2 separate regions of the Homo sapiens genome follow, and region 2 is linked to region 1. The links are chromatin loops, found by intact Hi-C in ENCODE. Cell type or tissue: HepG2. All regions are shown on one strand. Links, peaks and the distances in the headings refer to the core of each region. The heading gives the core; the rest is flanking DNA. Region 1 holds the start of ARRDC4 (arrestin domain containing 4). Region 2 has its middle 8.0 kb from the start of LINC02351.

The links. A loop is a pair of places that touch in the nucleus more often than their neighbours do. Peaks named below come from ENCODE experiments on the same cell type or tissue, not always from the same donor. Only the 100,000 strongest peaks of a DNase experiment are listed, where the experiment ranks them.
Region 2: it touches region 1 in a loop (16-fold over the local background); 3 of 110 quality-filtered maps call a loop at or near these places.

Annotation. Positions count from the first base shown.
Region 1 is chr15:97,956,209-97,964,772 of GRCh38, forward strand. It overlaps ARRDC4 (arrestin domain containing 4), which reads left to right and starts at 4,495. Exons shown (of 8, transcript NM_183376.3): 1 at 4,495-4,960. The coding sequence starts at 4,654. In HepG2, for the core only: no CTCF peak of the experiment used is centred there; DNase peaks (open chromatin) are centred at 4,203 and 6,263; H3K4me3 peaks cover 1,682 bases.
Region 2 is chr15:98,424,688-98,433,251 of GRCh38, forward strand. No RefSeq gene overlaps it. Among named protein-coding and RNA genes, the nearest start is that of LINC02351, 8.0 kb to the left of the region's middle. RefSeq lists silencers at 3,673-3,967, 3,693-3,987. In HepG2, for the core only: CTCF peaks have their summits at 3,843 (motif pointing left) and 4,222 (motif pointing right); a DNase peak (open chromatin) is centred at 4,134; H3K4me3 peaks cover 422 bases; H3K27me3 peaks cover 2,618 bases.

The DNA.
Region 1 (8,564 bases), core at 131-8,130:
CCTTTACATAACATCATATGAGAGGTACACACTATCAACAGAACTTATCACTGGTGATGTTAGTCTTCATCACCTGGTCAAAAGATGGTTTGTTGGGTTGAAAGCAAGTCACTAGGTCTAGCACCCACTCCAAGTGAGTGGGAGGAGAATCTATATAAATTATTTGGGATTCTGCTGTAAGGAAGATTTGTTTCTTTTCCCCCATTTTTATGTTTATGCCTTGAGAGTAGCATAAACATAAAATGTAAAATTGTCTGATGGGTTTTCTGAGGTTCATACAAATGTAAATTTTAATGTATGTGGATGTAATACACATGACAACTATAGCGTAAAAGGGGAAAGGCAGTCATTCCTAGAGCAACTGCTAAAAATATATATAAAGTAAAAAAAAGATAAATTTAAATGGATTACCAAAAGATGTTCAAATAATCAAAATGAAAGCAGGAAAAAAAGAATAAAGAAACACAGACACACTGATGAAGGCACAACCAAAGCAAATAACAAAATGACACATATAAAACCGACTGTCTTAGTCTGTTCAGGCTGTTATAACAAAATGCCATAAAACGAGGTGGCTTATAAACAACAAACATTTATTTCTCATAGTTTAGAGACTACAGAGTCAAAAGATCAAGGCACCAGAAGATTTGGTGTCCCATGAGGACCTGTGTTTTCATCTGGTGGTGGTTGTTGTTTTGTTTTGTTTTGAGACAGGGTCTCACTCTATGACCAAGGCTGGAGTGCAGTGTCGCAATCTTGGCTCACTGCAGCCTCGACCTCCTGGGCTCAAGCAATCCTCCTGCCTCAGCTTCCCAAGTGGCTGGGACTACAGGCACATGCCACCATGCCCAGCTAATTTTTATATCTTTTATAGAGACAGGGTTTTGTCATATTGCCCATGCTGGTCTCCAACTCCTAATCTCAAGCTTTCTGCCTACCTTGGCCTCCCAGTGTGCTGAGATTATAGGCATGAGCCACCATGCCCAGGCTCTTAGTCTATTTAGTGTTGCTAAAGAAACAGAATACCTGAGGCTAGGTAATATATCAAAAAAAAAAAAAAAAAGAGGTTAATGTAACTCATGATTCTGGTGGCCAAAAAGTTTAAGATTGGGCAGCTGCATGTGGTAAGGAATTCAGGCCACTTCCACTCACCACAAAAAGCAGAAGGGGAGCAGACGTGCACAAAGAGATCACATGGGGAGAGAAGAAGCAAGAGAGAGAAATGGACGACACTCTTTTTACCAACCTGCTCGAGTGAGAACCAATCCAGTCCCATGAGAGCAAGAACTCACTCACTCTTGCCAGAGGGTGTTAAGCTATTCATGAGGGATCAACTCCAATGACCCAAACACCTTCCACTAGGTTCCACCTCCCAACACTGCCACATTGGGCATCAAATCTCAATATGAGTTTTGGTGTGGACGAACCATATCTAAGCCATAGCAGCCTGCGTCTTCATAGATGGTGCCTTCTACATCCTCACACGGTGGAAGGAGCGAGAGTTCTCTCTCGGGACTCTTTTGTAAGGGCACTAGTCCCACTCATGAGGGCCCTGGCATTCACGGCCTAATCACCTCCCCAAAGCCCCTACCTCCTAATACCATCATCTTGGGCGTTAGGATTCCAGCATCTGAATTTTGGGGATGCAAGTTATAGCACCAACGTTGTTACGTTGTTAAAGATCACATTACATGCAGATGGTAAACATGCCAATTAAAAGACATTGTCAGATTGGATTTTTTAAACTGTCATATGCTGCTATATTAATAGTAGCTGAACTCGAATATTCATTGTAATGTATACACAACAAAAATGGAATTTTATCTGTGAATGAGTTGAGTCACCATATAAATTAACTTCTCTCTAGTTATAGAATATTTTTTATTTAAATATCCTCTTTATGTCTGGCTGGGGCAGCTCTACGCTATAGCAAATTTGGCCAGACCCACTTAAGCCACTCAAATGGCTCTACAATGTTGACTGCTCAACAGCCATTTGCCCCTCTTCCTTGTTAACAGAGCTCTGATTGTGTCCAGCACCCAGAGAAGAATGACTGGTCTAAGTGAATTGTAAAAATCCTACTTATTTTTGCCAGTCAATAATCTATAGGTGTACATATGACTCAGTTTTGGCCAATGACATGTAAGAAGTCTGTTGGGGGCATCTGGGATATAAATATATCTTCTTTCTGAGAGAAAAGAGAATTTTTGTTTGCTTGCAGACCCTCCCTTGCTTTATGTGTTGAACTCTGTGGTGTAAGGAAGACAAGGAGACACTTAGAGCTGTGGTAATCCCTACTACGATGAAGGGAGCAGAGTATGTCAAAGAGAAAGATAAAAGGATTCTGATGAATCAATCTGAAGGGCCCATACTCTACTACTGACCTTTTCGTCTAGTAAACAAGAAATATTTTTAAAGGCAGAATGTGTGTTGGTCACACAGTCTGTTGTTACCTGTAGCCAAAACTATTGTTTGTTGTTGTTGTTTTGAGATGGAGTCTCGCTCTCTTACCCAGGCTGGAGTGCAGTGGCACAATCTCGGCTCACTGAAAACCTCCGCCTCCCGGGTTCAAGAGATTCTCCTGCCTCAGCCTCCCGAGTAGTTGCGACTACAGGTGCGAGCCACCACACCCAGCTAATTTTTGTATTTTTAGTAGAAACGGGGTTTCACCATGTTGGCCAGGATGGTCTCGATCTCTTGACCTTGTGATCTGCCCGCCTCGGCCTCCCGAAATGCTGGTATTACAGGTGTGAGCCACCATGCCTGGCTGGCCAAAACTGTTCTTAACTGAAATGAAAACAGAGAGTCTGGTCTTTCCCAGTACAGAATGCAAAACCTGCCATTTTGTCCTTTCATTACCGTTAGGACCATTGTCCTTTTCTCCCTCTCCCAGCCACTTAATTTGGAGGGAACCATTGCCTGGAGACAGTGAAAGTTTAGTAGAGTAAGAGGCAGAACACTATTCATGTATTGCAGAGCCAATACTACTACACGGTTAGGATACATCATTCAATCACTCAACATTTATTGAGCACTTACTGTATGCTAAGATCTGTGTTAGGCCCTAGAGGTCAAAAAACGAATGAGAACAAGTTCTGTGTTTCAAATGAGTGGGATGGATAATACATAGATAAACACGTAAGGTCACGTTGTGTTATATAAAAAAAAAAGTAGGCAGAGTAAGATCATGTAGGGAGCTATTCTAGACGAAATGGTCAGAGAATAGCAACTATTTCTGAACTTTACACAGAGCCTAATTTGTGACTTTTCCACTTTCTCTGAGAGGTAATAAGGAAATTTTGAACTTATAAAACTTTACTAAATCTCCACATTAATAATCTAAACTCAACGAGGGTAGTAGAGCAACCTTTACTTTGAGGTTTTTTTTTTAGGAAAATTGCTAAATTTCATTGTGAGATTAATCAATACATAACAGCTCACAAACGTGGCATGTCGATAAGGGGACAACTTAAAAGTTAAGAAAATGATGACCAGCTAATGACAGCTATGCAAGATGGTAAAAAACAGAACAGAGAAAAAATGGAAGGTTGAAAAGGAAAATGTAGCAGGACAAGCCGGAGGAAACTTGGGCGTGAGGAACAAGTCATCAAGGCAATTGGAAATTTCTGTGGATATGACAATGATGTCAGGAAACTTTCGGGTGGGGCAGAAACTTGAGTGACAGATGTTGTTCAAAAACAATGTGATTCATGATCTTATTTACAGCAGGAAGAATCAGAGTTCCAGCTATTCCTAACAGCGACACTGCGGAGCTTAGGAGGAGAACTCCTTAGGGGATGTATCAGGTTTAAAACCACAACCCTCATTTTTCTTATCTATGGCTCTTACATGGGCTGGGAATTCTGAAACCTGGGAGAGGCGGTGATCAAAAACCTGGAGGTTAGAAGATTCCAAGTCATTCATTAAAGTCCCGATGCGGCCGGCCCCCAAGATCTCAAAAGGAAATATTGCCGAGTTCCGTTTCCCAGAGCATCTATTTCCCCTCGAGTATTGCAGATGTAATCATAAACACAAGCCAGTTACAGCCACAACTTCATGCTTTAGCGAGAACCCAGTGGCTCCTGCAAAGTCCTTACGCTGCTAGAAACCCCGCCCCCGTTCGTAACTATGGGAACGGCTGACACGCTGAGAGCCGGAGATAACCCTGTTCCGCCCCCTCCCTGACAGATACTGTTTCCCACTGTCTGTCCACATGGGCGCACCGCCTCACTATTGGCCAGGGCTCCAGGACTGTGCCTGGCCTCAGCCAGTAAACGGCCTGTGCACGTGCACGCCGGAGCCTCCCGATTGGCCAACACTCCCTGATCACGCACGGCCTTCCTGCGCCCACCCACGCGTGGGAGCGCCAATGAAATGACTCAGTGACCATCTACAACAAATCAGCAAGAAGCAGGGCTCGCAGCTGACCAATGGCCGCCCGCCGGGGGTGGGCTGTCCCGGCCCTTTTCCAGGCCCAACTGGGTTTGTTAAAGCGACAGGCCTCTCGGCGAGCCGGTGCCCCATCGGGTACCGCACGGCTGCCGCGGCGGCCTTACCCTGCCGCGAGCGCCTGTGACAGCGGCGCCGCTGTGCTCGCGACCCCGGCTCCGGGCCTCTGCCGACCTCAGGGGCAGGAAAGAGTCGCCCGGCGGGATGGGCGGGGAGGCTGGGTGCGCGGCGGCCGTGGGTGCCGAGGGCCGCGTGAAGAGCCTGGGTCTGGTGTTCGAGGACGAGCGCAAGGGCTGCTATTCCAGCGGCGAGACAGTGGCCGGGCACGTGCTGCTGGAGGCGTCCGAGCCGGTGGCCCTGCGCGCGCTGCGCCTGGAGGCCCAGGGGCGCGCCACCGCCGCCTGGGGCCCGAGCACCTGCCCCCGCGCCTCGGCCAGCACCGCGGCCCTGGCTGTCTTCTCGGAGGTGGAGTACCTGAACGTGCGCCTCAGCCTGCGGGAGCCCCCGGCCGGTAAGCGCAGGCGAGCGCCTGGGGTTCCCCCGCCAGGCTGCGGGGCCGGGGAGGGGCTGGGAGGCCGCGCACCCTCGGGATGCCCACCTGGCAGGTGAGATCAGGGCGGGCTTCCGGGGGTGGGGTCCGGCCTACCCTCGCGGGTAAGGAGAGACCGCAAGTCCTGGGTGCGCAGCTCTTCCTGGCGCCCCGCCCCTGGCCCGCCGGGCCTGACCGGGACCAGTGGCTCGGGATTTTCTAGGACCGCGACGGGAGGGGGCCATTGGGTGCGGTGGGAACCTGTGATTGGACAATGGGGGATCCAGAAATCTAGGTCCTGTTCCTTCTGGTCCAAGAAAGGGACGGTGGAACCGGCGGCTATGAGGTTCCATTCTGCGGTGCCCGTGTCCTATGGCCTCCACTCCTCCCTATCCTGCATACGTTCTTGGTTCATGATGAATTAGCAGAAATTTGGTTTGGGGAATAGGGAAGTAGTTTCTGAGGGGTAGGAGTTCAAAGGAAGTGTTTTCCAGACTTGATCATCATGCTTGGTTTCCCTCTTCTGGGGAGCAGGGCAACTTAGTAAGAGTTGTACCTCTACCTGATACTGCTGCTGTTTCCTCCGCATCCTCTTCCTCCCCATCCTCCTCCTCCCCTCCTACCCGCTTCTTCCCCTCTCCCCCACTTCTCTCCACTCAAAATGCCTTTAGAGACAAGAGCATCAGGGCGTGTCGGGATTTCCCTTCCTGCTCACTTTGGTGAAGTCCAGTTCACAGTGTAGACTTTTCCAGAAGTACCCATGTGGGGACACACTACATGAGCGTTTCATTAATATTAGATACCAAAATTGGATCCCTTTAGTCACGAAAATACTAAGAACCATGAGTCTTACTCATTTCATGGATGGAAACTAGTTTAAACTTTTACGTTTTTGCCATGAGCTTTTATCTATCAAATAAAACAATGGTATGCACCTCCTCTCCTTGAAGAGTAAACGCATTATATCTATGTGCTATGTCTTATACAAAATATAATAGAATATGTGGTTTTGCCCTATCCTACTGTGGACACAGTGAACTCCTCGAGGTAAGTGATCATCTGAGTCATCCCAAAATTGTAGTGAGGAAAACTATATTTGGAACCAAAACTGCCTTTTGGATCAATGGGAACAGTGTGTTAGTGATAGTTCTTACTCCTTCATGCACTTTCCTCAGTATGGCTTCCAGGATCAACCCAGGCCCCAGTGGAAGCAGACAATACAATTTGCAAGATGGCCGAATGGAGTCAAGGACCTTGGGAGTGAGACATACATTGATTTTTGTCCAGGACTTTGGACTGTATCTCTGGGCCTATAACTGCTGAGTCAATAGATGTAAAATTAAAAGCAGTTGAACCTGGGATTAGCAATAAAAAACTGCTTTGGTAAAATCTGGGCTAACATTTTTTTTAATTCACAAGTCAGATGTTTATTCGTCACACACACACATATATACACATGTGGAACAGAATGTAAAAACTAGACAATTTGAAAATCTTAAACTTGTTTTAGAATGTATCATAGCACATATTGGCACAATTACATTTTGCTTAAAATCATAGTCTCTTTTAGTTGGGGAAAAAAAATAAGTCACCCCTAATATCTATAGCTTGGAAGAACTTAGCATCTTTACACAGTCTAGATTCTGGGGGTAATTTAATTACAAAACCTGGCTGTGTTTCAATCACCTAAGGAGATTTTTAGAAATCCATATTATGTAGCACTGGGATCTGTTTTCACAAATGCTCTCCAGATAATTCTTTGACATCCTTAATCTAATTCAACTACTTGCTGTCATTGTGATTGATTTTCTTCATATTTTTATTGAGAAACTGTAGTAGAAAACAAGCCAGAATCAGAGAGTTGGTCTCAGTTCTTGGTCACCCACCAGCAGTGTGACCTTATGCAAGTCCCTCACCCTTCCTGAGCCCCAGTCTCTGCCTCTGTAATGGTCTTCTGCATCCCACGGCTCATCAAAACCTTTAATTATGAGCTTTGGCTGTAAGGCCATTAGTGATTGAAACATCTTCCTGTGACTTTGTAGTGCTCAGTATACAAGACAGAAATAATGAGCGGTTGGTGCAGAAGCAGAAATGGGCACATGGTTCAGCTTGTGAACCTTTTACATTAAAAACAAAACTTGAGAAAGAGGAAAAGAAAACAAAGATTGAATTCCAAATATTATAACCCATTTTTATCAGTTTTTCCATTTCTTTTTCCTGTTTATGTTTTGAGATAGTTGAAAGTCTCATTTTAAATGATATAGATCCGATGTCGATTTGTTGCTTAATGAAAGGGGAACTTCATGTCTCTCATTCTCTTCAGTATCCTGGGCAACTGTGTTCCCCACAAATGCCTGCCATGCTCTTCCTCATGCTATTCCCTTATCTAAATTTCCCTTCCTATCTGTCTCCATTCCAGCCCTCAGGTCCTGAAGATGTCGGGCCCACCCATGTTCCTATGTGGGTGCTCTAGGTTCTAGCACTCCATGGTCATTGCTTGTGTACAAGCATGTAATCTCCTTTCCTCCCCCGGTCTCTTTGAGGATTATCTGCGGTGCCTGAAATCTAAGCACTACACATTTTAAACTCAAATGAAATACACATTTCAAAACATTTGTAAATACTTCGTCATGTTCTGTAATCTAGTAATTTCAAATTAGAACTTTAGCCCAGCTCTTTTAGGAGCACTGGGATTGCCTTGAGCCTTTCACTCCACAGCTGTCAGGTCGAGATGCTTCCCTGGTCCCTGCTCTGCTGCTACCTTCCTGAGCACACGTCAGCCACTGGGACCCGCCCTGCCACTGAATTTAACATGATCTCATGCCCCTGTGACTTGTTCTTCACTTTGCCTCCAGTCACCCAACTGTGGAGTATTCAAATTGACTTAAGTGGCAGGTGTGTCACTTTTTTATCCCCCTTGATGTTAACACATTAAAAATTGGGGATAGATTCAGAAGACCTAATAGGTCAGTAATGTGTTCCTATTTTCTAAAAGTACGAAGTTGAAATGTCAGCTGACTTGGTTAAGGTCATAAAATAAAACTCTATTTTTTTATTTAAGGGATAAAAAATTCCCATTTCACTACTGATTTCTTTAAATTTTTTTTTTTAGTGAATGGATAAAGTAGAAATCTTCATTTTAGTGTCAGATGACCAGGCAAATCTCAGAGTTCTGTCTCTGTGTTCCGATTTCTTCATCTTATTTATCCTATCCACAATAAGGGAATTCAATATTAAATCTGAGCATGAAATGAAAGGACAGTGTATAAGTCTCTCAAGAGAGCCTCCTGACCAACCGTGAAAGCCATGAAGTCTACTTTGGATCTGAATTAAACAGATTGTCTTGGTGCCTTCATCAGAGGTTTCAGTGGTGCCTCTGGCCTTACAAAGTCCCTCCACACCCTGCATTTTGGCCTTCTCACAATCTAGTGATAAGCTTCTGCCTGAAATAAAATGGAGCTGGTAACCCAAAGCTGAGAAAAGGGCCCTGGCCATGCTTGGTAAAGCCCTTTCTGTATTCCAAGTTAGCCACCAAGAAACTCTGTGTTAGTCAGGAGAGCTCAAGGATACATACATGACTTGCTTA
Region 2 (8,564 bases), core at 366-8,365, 470 kb after region 1:
CTTAACCAGACTCCCAGTTCTGTGTTTTCTCTTTGTTGTACAGGAAGTGAGGAGAGAGGATGATCACAAACCTGAGAGAGGAGGAGGAGAAAACACAGGAAGGATGAAAAATCCCTGAGGAAGTTTTACCAAGGCGCCGCCCTGCCTCCCCGCCCTGCCCCAGGTGCTGGTCGGTTCATTGCTCTCCATTTAGGAGACTTCTTCCCAGCCTTTTTAGTGGTTTAACAAACATATTCATTTCCATGTCATCCTCACGATTTTGCCACTTGTATTTTTGTTTACTTATTTTCTTAAGTCAACTCATTATTATACTTGCAAACAGTATGTAAATATCAACTTCATAGGGCAACTGTCAATCAAAAGGAGTACCACTTGCCTCAAATAAAAATTAACTTCAGGATCAACAGAGAACTATTAAACTTAATAACAGCCATCCGCACAGCCCTCAAAATCATCTCACATCCAAAGCAGGGTCCTCAGACTCACTCTGGGGAATCAGAGCTACCTGGTCACACCGGAACACTAGCAATCACCATGCTCGTTATTCTGCCACATGCATTCTGCCAGGCATGCCTGCACCTCCCCTGTGTTCTGATATGCAGGGGAGGGAAGGCAGAGGGCCCTAGGAGCAGGAGGCACGTGCAACCCACTCCAAATGCGGCCAGCGTGCTGCGGGATTACAGCCCGGTCCGCATCCCCCCACCACAATGCCACTAGTTCTTCCGCTATCAAAACAGTTTCACTATCAAACTAGGGTATCAGAAATCCTCCCCTAACAAAAAATATTTCCTGTACCCTCTTTGGTTTTATTCCTTTGGGTAAGAGCTCTCGGCTCACTGCAACCTTCACCTCCTGGGTTCAAGCAATTCAGCCTCCCGAGTAGCTGGGACTACAGGTGCATGTCACCACACCTGGCTAATTTTTTTTTGTATTTTAGTAGAGACGGAGTTTCACCATGTTGCCCAGGGTGGTCTCAAACTCCTCAGCTCAGTCAATCCACCTGTCCTGGCCTCCCAAAGTGCTAGGATTACAGGCGTGAGCCACCGTATCCAGCCTAGATCGTTCTTTATAACAGCATGAAACAGGAAGGACCCTAAACATTCAAGAGGAGGAAAGCGGTGGTGTCCACCGTGGTGCAGCTATGTGATGAGATCTTAGGCAGACTTAAAGTATGACGGGCCAGGTGGGGTGACTCACGCCTCTAATCCCAGCACTTAGGAATGCTAAGGCGGGAAGATCACTTGAACCCAGGAGTTCAAGACTGTCTCTATTAAAAAAAAAAGATGATGGTTAAAACACTGGGGTGAAATAGGTAGTTCTCACATTTTTAAAAAAACAGGAATTAAACTGCATGTGCGGTATGATTTCTAGTATAGAATAAAATGCTTCACTTTTAAAGCAAAGTCTAGCTGTATATACACCAATAATAGCATTGTTAGTGGTGTAGTACTTGGGCAGTGTGTGGAAATATAGCAAGATATGACTAATTAAAGGCAAGGGTCCCTGTTCCCACTCCAGGGCCTCCCAGCTGCCTGGGACACCCAGCTCTGCCACTGCACGCCCTACACAGCTGTCACCTGGACCTCAGGCTAGGATGCTAACCCAGGTGTGTGCCGAGCCCATGAACTTCAGGGTTTCTTCATGCAGGACACCACAGCAGCAGGAATGCCACCAGATGTGGCAGAGTCCAAGTTCTCCTGGAGATTCTTTCTAGCTCTTCAGACTTTCAGCTGACACTCACACGGCGCTGATTGCATCAATACTGAGGGCGCTGTGAGCCCTGACCCTGACTTCAGGGAGCTTACAATCCAGCATAAATATCCACAAGTGGACCCCACCTGCCCCTCCTCGGAAGTCCCCTCCTGTATTCATCTCGCTGGCTGCACCTGCATCTGGTCCTTGGGAGCCAAGGGCTGTAGAAGGATAATTTTCTGCCATACCCACGCGTCTGTACCAGTCCTCAGCACAGCACTTGGCCCATGGAAGCCACCAGTGTGCATGGGAAGGATGACTGCATGAACCAGTGTTTTGTTTTGTTTTGTTTTTGTTTGTTTGTGTGTTGAGACAGGGTCTCGCTCTGTGGCCCAGGCTGGAGTACTAAGGTGGGATCACAGCTGACTGCAGCCTCAAACTTGTGGCCTCAAGCAATCCTCCCATCTTAGCCTCCCAAGTAGCTGGGGTTACAGGGATGTGCCACCATGGTCAGCTAATGTTTTCATTTTTTGTAGAGATGGTATCTCACTATGTTGCCCAGGCTGGTATTGAAATCCTGAGCTCAAGCAATCCTCCCACCTCAGCCTCCCAAAGTGCATGAACCAGTTTTAAAACAGTAATTAGAACTTCTATAAGCTGAGAGCATGCTATCCTTAAGTCGGTAGTCCCCGGAGGATGGGGCACCCTGTGGCTGGGAGGATCTTGGGCACCTCTGTTAACCAGTCCCAGCTTGGTTTAACTAGGGGGAGGGCTTCTTGGGCTAGAAGGGCATCTTCCATCCCTCCCACCCCAATTCAAGTACCAGGTCTGCCTCCCCCAGCTCCCAGCTATCTCAGTTCAACCTCCCTGGGGGCAGGTAGGGGCGCCCGGCCCCAGCACGTTCTGTTGGATGTTCCACCTCCTTGTTCCCTCTCTTCCCTCTTCTCACCCCCAGTTCCATTCTCATCGTTGCAAGCCAGGGCCACTGTGAACTTGGCATCCCTGGGACGCTGCACATTTACCTTCATCTTCCCAGCGAATCCTTCCAGAGAGACACTGTCCCCATTTTATAAACGAAGCACACTGGCCCCAGAGTATTTTGGCTGCTGCTGCTGCTGCTGCTGAAAAGAAGCCAAATAACACATCAAAAAAACTACAGATGAAAATGGGGCCAAATTGATGACACAGAACAGAAGGGAGTCCAGATCACAGCTGGATCGGGGGGTGCCTCTTGGCCCATGGCCCCCGTGTTTTCTATAGAATGCCCAAGGGCCAGAGAGGCTAAGAGGGAGAAAGTGGGCGGCCCCCACTGCACCCCCCAGCTTTTGTGCCCGGGTGGGGAATCCCAAGGAATACGTGAGTCTCAAGGCCCCCCACTTTCAACCTGTGGTGAAGGGAGGCAGGGTGCATTGCAGTGGGTTAGTTGAATTGTTTACGTATGTATTTATTTATTTGCAAGTCTATGGGGTTAATGAAGTAATTAGGGAAATCTGGGGTCTGCACTCCTGGACTTACAATGAAAGCTAGACATTTTTTTTTTCGTAATCCCAGCACTTTGGGAGACCGAGGTGGGCGGATCACATGAGGTCGCGAGTTCGAGACCAGCCTGGCCAACATGGTGAAACCCCGTTTCTACTAAAAATACAGAAATTAGCTGGGCGTGGTGGCGGACGCCTGTAGTCCCAGCTGCTTGGAGGCTGAGGCAGGAGAATCGCTTGAACCCGGGAGGCAGAGGCTGCAGTGAGCCGAGATCGCCACTGCACTCCAGCCTGGGCGACAGAGCGAGCGAGACTCAGTCAAAAAAAAAGAAGAAGAAAAGACACGCGAGCCCCTTTGAAGAATAAATCTCAGCTGTGTTATCTGTCTTGTCACAGCACTGAAACGTGGGGATGGGGAGAACGTAGTTCCACGTTGGCACAGATGAGCTGTTTACATCGAGGCGGACGAGCAGGCAGGAGCGTGCAGTCCGTGCGGCTCTGTTTCTTTCCCCTGTTAAGCGCAGAGTTTCTAGCTGCAGCTAAAGACGCCCACCCAGGCCGAGCGCCCTTGGATTCTGTGGGAGGGCGGCCCCGCGTCCACCGCCTGGGGGCACCGACTCGGGGCTGCGGACCTCGGAGCGCGCCCGGCGGGCTTTGGTTTGGGCAAGGCTGCCATCGTGTGGCCGCCGTGGGTATTTCCCTCGGAAAGCGGCCGGGCAGCGAGCAGGCGCCCGCGCCTCTTCTTTTTACGGGAGTCCGCGCTCTCCGCAAGTCTGTCCTGAGATCGCCGTTTTCTCCCACCAGCCAGAATGGGGCTCACTGCTGCAACCCGGGTCTCAGTCTTCTCCAGGGCACCTCCTGGGCCGTGCCCCGAGCCTTGACTGCGGCAGGCGGTGTTTTTTCCTCTAAAGGAAGAACTTGCCTGTCAGGGCAGTCCACAGTCCAAAATGTGACGCATACCGGAGCTCAGGCCTGGTATCAATCTTAGCACAGCATTTCGGGCTGAATAACTCTGTTATGGGAGCTTTCCTGCCTCTACCCACTAGATGTCAGTACCACCTCTCACCCAACTGTGACAACCAAAAATATCTCCAGACATGGCCAAATGTCCAGGGTTAGGAGGCAAAGTTACCCACCTGAGAACATAAGAGGGAGTGTACTCGTTTCCCATTGCAACTGTAAGAAATTATCACAAATTTGGTGGCCTAAAACTGCCAGGATTTCTTACCATACAGTTCTGGAAGTCAGAAGTCTCAAACAGGTCTTGCTGGGCTGAGGTCAAGCTGGTTCCTTCTGGAGGCTCCAGGGGAGAATCTGTTTCCTGGTCCTTTCCACACAGGCGGCCTGCATTCCTTGGCTCATGGCCCCTTCCTTCATCTTCAAACCCAGCAATGGCTGACTGTGTCTCACGCTGCGACGCTCTGATGGTTCTCTGGCAGTCAAACCTTTCTGTGTGTCCCTCATTTAAACAACCCTTGTGATCACACTGGGCCCACCCAGAGGATCCAGGATAATCTCTCCCTCTCACAATCTTTAGCTTAATCGCATCTGAGAAGTCCCTTTTACCAGGTAAGGTAACTGATACGGTTTGGATGTGTCCCCACCCAAATCTCATCATGAATTGTAGCTCCCATAATTCCCATGTGTGGTGAGAGGGACCCAGTGGGAGATAATTGAGTCACGGGGCACCTTCCCCCATACTGTTCTCATGATAGTTAATAGGTCTCAAGACCTACTAACTATCTCAAGTGGTTTCATAAGGGGAAACCTCTTTCACTTGGTTCTCATTTCTCTCTTGTCTGCTGCCATGTAAGACGTGCATTTCGCCTTCTGCCATAATTGTGAGGATTCCCAGCCACGTGGAACTGAGTCCATTAAACTTCTTTTTCTTTATAAATTACCCAGTCCCAGGTATGTCTTTATCAGCAGCATGAAAACAGACTAATACAGTAACACACTCACAGGTTCCCAGGATTCCCATGTGAGCATCTTTGGGGGCTGCCATGAGAAGATACAAGTGTAAGCCTTGACCAGGCTAGAGCAACAGTGCAGATGAGTGACACTGGCCAGTGAGTGGTGGGGATATGCCCTCCAGGAAAGGGACCGCAGTTTCCAGGCCCTAAAACGTCTCATCTGCTGACTAATTTGAACCCTCAAGCTGCCAGTTTACAGACCCTGACTCATCCTCTACCTTTCACCAACGAGAACCCCGGCGACCCAGAAGGAAAGTGATCATCCCAGCCCTCTCTGGAGTAAGGAGCCAGGCTGAAGCCAGACCCCAAGCTCTTCCCAGTCCTGGGACACAAGTCCATGTTACCCACCCTCAAAGGGAAACATTTCTGTGCTGTGGGATTTCAAGCTGTGCATGAGGCCAGGGAGGAAGTGGTGGTCCCCACACCATCTACACTCCACACCCCCCACCAGGGGTTGGAGGCCGGCTGTGAGAATCAGCCCAGGGCCCTGCCTGAGGGGCTGGATGTGAGGGCAACGTGGGCACCATGACTCTCTGGGGACTGACAGGATGAGCTCAGGGGTCTGTCCCTCACTTGGAGGGTGAGACCCCTGTTTGGCTCTGCATTGAGTGTGAGGATATGGAGTGCCAGGGAGGGAGAGAGAAAGAAATGCCTTTGCTATTTTTATTGGCTTTGAAGTCTAAAATGCCAGGCTCACTTGGGCAGTGGTGGGAAGGGCATCATAGAAGTCTTCAAATAGGTTTGGGGGTCCCAGAGTAGAAGAGAGGTGCGTTCCAATTCCAGCTCGGAGTTCTCAGAGAATGAGTGGCCCCAACCCCAGAGCTCAGAAGAGGACTGCATGAGGGTGCAGGGTCAGCCCCACAGCAAAGCCAGGAGTCCCCAGTGGGGACAGAAAAATGATGCTTACCCATGTGGCCAGGGACAGAGACGATGCAGGTTGAGAGCGAGAACTTGCCGGCCACAACGTCACTTCCTGGTTAGGACAGGGGTTTGGGGTAGAAGCATCCGCAGACACCAGCAGGACCACACACCAGGTGTCCAGGGAGCCTGAGACCAGAGACCATGACAGGACAATTGTGCATGTTAGCTCTAGCCAGGGTGGGCCAAGAGCAGATGGCATCTCCTCACCAAGGCCCCTGCCCTTGGAGCTGACCCCAGGAAGAAAGAGGTACCAAAGAAAATCCTACTTGGAGTGAGGTTGGTTGGAAGGTATCTGAATCCACGCGACTACTTTTTCTGCCATCAACCAGAATGGGTGCTCCAGATACAGATACAACTCAGTTCTAGGAAAATCAAGCCCTAATTTTGCACACCTGAGTGTGAACTGTGTAAAGTGAAAATTAAGTATGACAATAGCAGAGGCATGTGATAACGGAGCCCTTTACAGATGGAAGAGTGCTGTCCTGGGTGACATCCATGGCACCCTCACAGGGACGTGCTGGGGCTGGTGTTTCATGCCTGTGGATAGCCAGGACCTGTGGGGCTCAGAGCTGTGCAGTGATCACTCAGCAAGACCTGTCCAAATGTGCCGGGCCAAGTCTTCAAAACACTGTGTGTCCCCTCTCAAGCCGGCTTCATAGGAGAGACAGTGCCCACTTCCCGATCTGTCACCGAGTGTCCCCACGCACCCAGGACCATCTGAAGCACAGGGCTGGGAAGCCGGCGGGGCTCTGCACACACAGAATCCAGGCTTTGCAGGGGTGGGAGCAAAGGCCTCAAGTCAGCTTGGCCTTCCCACAGCACAGGCGCCAAGGCCAAAGCTGCTTGGCCTCCAGAAACCACCTCTGCAGCCCAGGCTCTGGTCCACAGCAAAAGTGGGTGGGATAAAAGTCAGCGCGTGTATTGTGAAATCTGATTTCTTCTGCTCGACTTATGTCTGCAGCATTCAGGGAGCAGGGGAAGGTCTTTCTTTCTCTTTTCTCTTTCTCTCTCCTTCCTTCCTCCCTTTTCTCTTTCCTTCTTTCTCTTTTTCTTTCTCTTTCTCTTTCTCTCTTTCTCTCTCTCTTCTTCTCTTTCTTTTTTTTTTTGAGATGGAGTCTCTCTCTGTTGCCCAGGCTAGAGTGCAGTGGCATAATCTCAACTCACCATAACCACCACCTTCTAGGGTCAAGTGATTCTCACACCTCAGCCTCCCAAGTAGCAGGGATTACAGACACATGCCACCACACCCAGCTAATTTTTGTATTTTTTTAGTAGAGATGGGGTTTTGCCATATTGGCCAGGCTGGTCTCAAACTCCTGACTTCAAGTGATCTGCCTGCCTCAGCTTCCTAAAGTGCTGTGATTACAGGTGTGAGCCACCACACCTGCCCCCTTGTAGTATTTCTTTATGTAGCTTATGTGAATTTAATTTAGACTGATTTTCATGAAGCTACTTTACAAATACAATACTTATAGTTGGTTGTAATACCTACATTAGATGGGACGGATTTTATCTGCTTCTGTTGTTCACACGGTGATATGGTGTGGCTGTGTCCCCACCCAAATCCCATCTTGAATTATAGCTCCCATAATTCCCACCTGTTGTGGGAGGGACCCGGTTGGACATAATTGAATCATGGGGTGGTTTTCCCCATATTGCTCTCGTGGTAGTGAATAATCTCACAAGATCTGATGGTTTTATAAGGGGTTTCCCCTTTCGCTTGGGTCTCATTTTCTCTTGTCTGCCACCATGTAAGACATGCCTTTCACCTTCTGCCGTGATTAACCGAGGCCTCCCCAGCCACGTGGAGCTTTGAGTCTATTAAACCTCTTTTTCTTTATAAATTATCCAGTCTCAGGCATGTCTTTATCAGCAGCGTGAAAACGGACTAATACACATGGAGACCCAGCAGACATTTCCTCAATCGAAGCACCCCTATTGCAAGTTGAGAGCCATGAGGGAATGATCGTAAAAAGAGCCTACCTAGTCCTGTGACTGGCGTCACCTGGGAAGATTATACCGCAATCCGACCCGAGGAGACGCCCTCCCAATCCCATGGAATTGGAACAGAACCTGGGTGCCCAAGGACCCAAAGCCATCTGCTGGGAGCCCATCCTGTACAGCATCGGCCGCCCACTAAGAATGGCTCAAATCTCAGGCAGTGAAGATCACCCAGGTTCACAAGTCCTGTAGCCCGTCTGTCTGCACATTGTCAAGAATCCCTGTTAGAAGGGTTTGCTGCCTAGAAAATCTGAAGGTGACTTTTTTTTATTTTTTTTTTTGAGACGGAGTCTCGCTCTGTCGCCCAGGCTGGAGTGCAGTGGTGCGATCTCAGCTCACTGCAAGCTCCGCCTCCCGGGTTCACGCCATTCTCCTGCCTCAGCCTCCCGAGTAGCGGGGACTACAGGCGCCCGCCACCACGCCCGGCTAACTTTTTGTGTATTTTTAGTAGAGACGGGGTTTCACCGTGTTAGCCAGGATGGTCTCGATCTCCTGACCT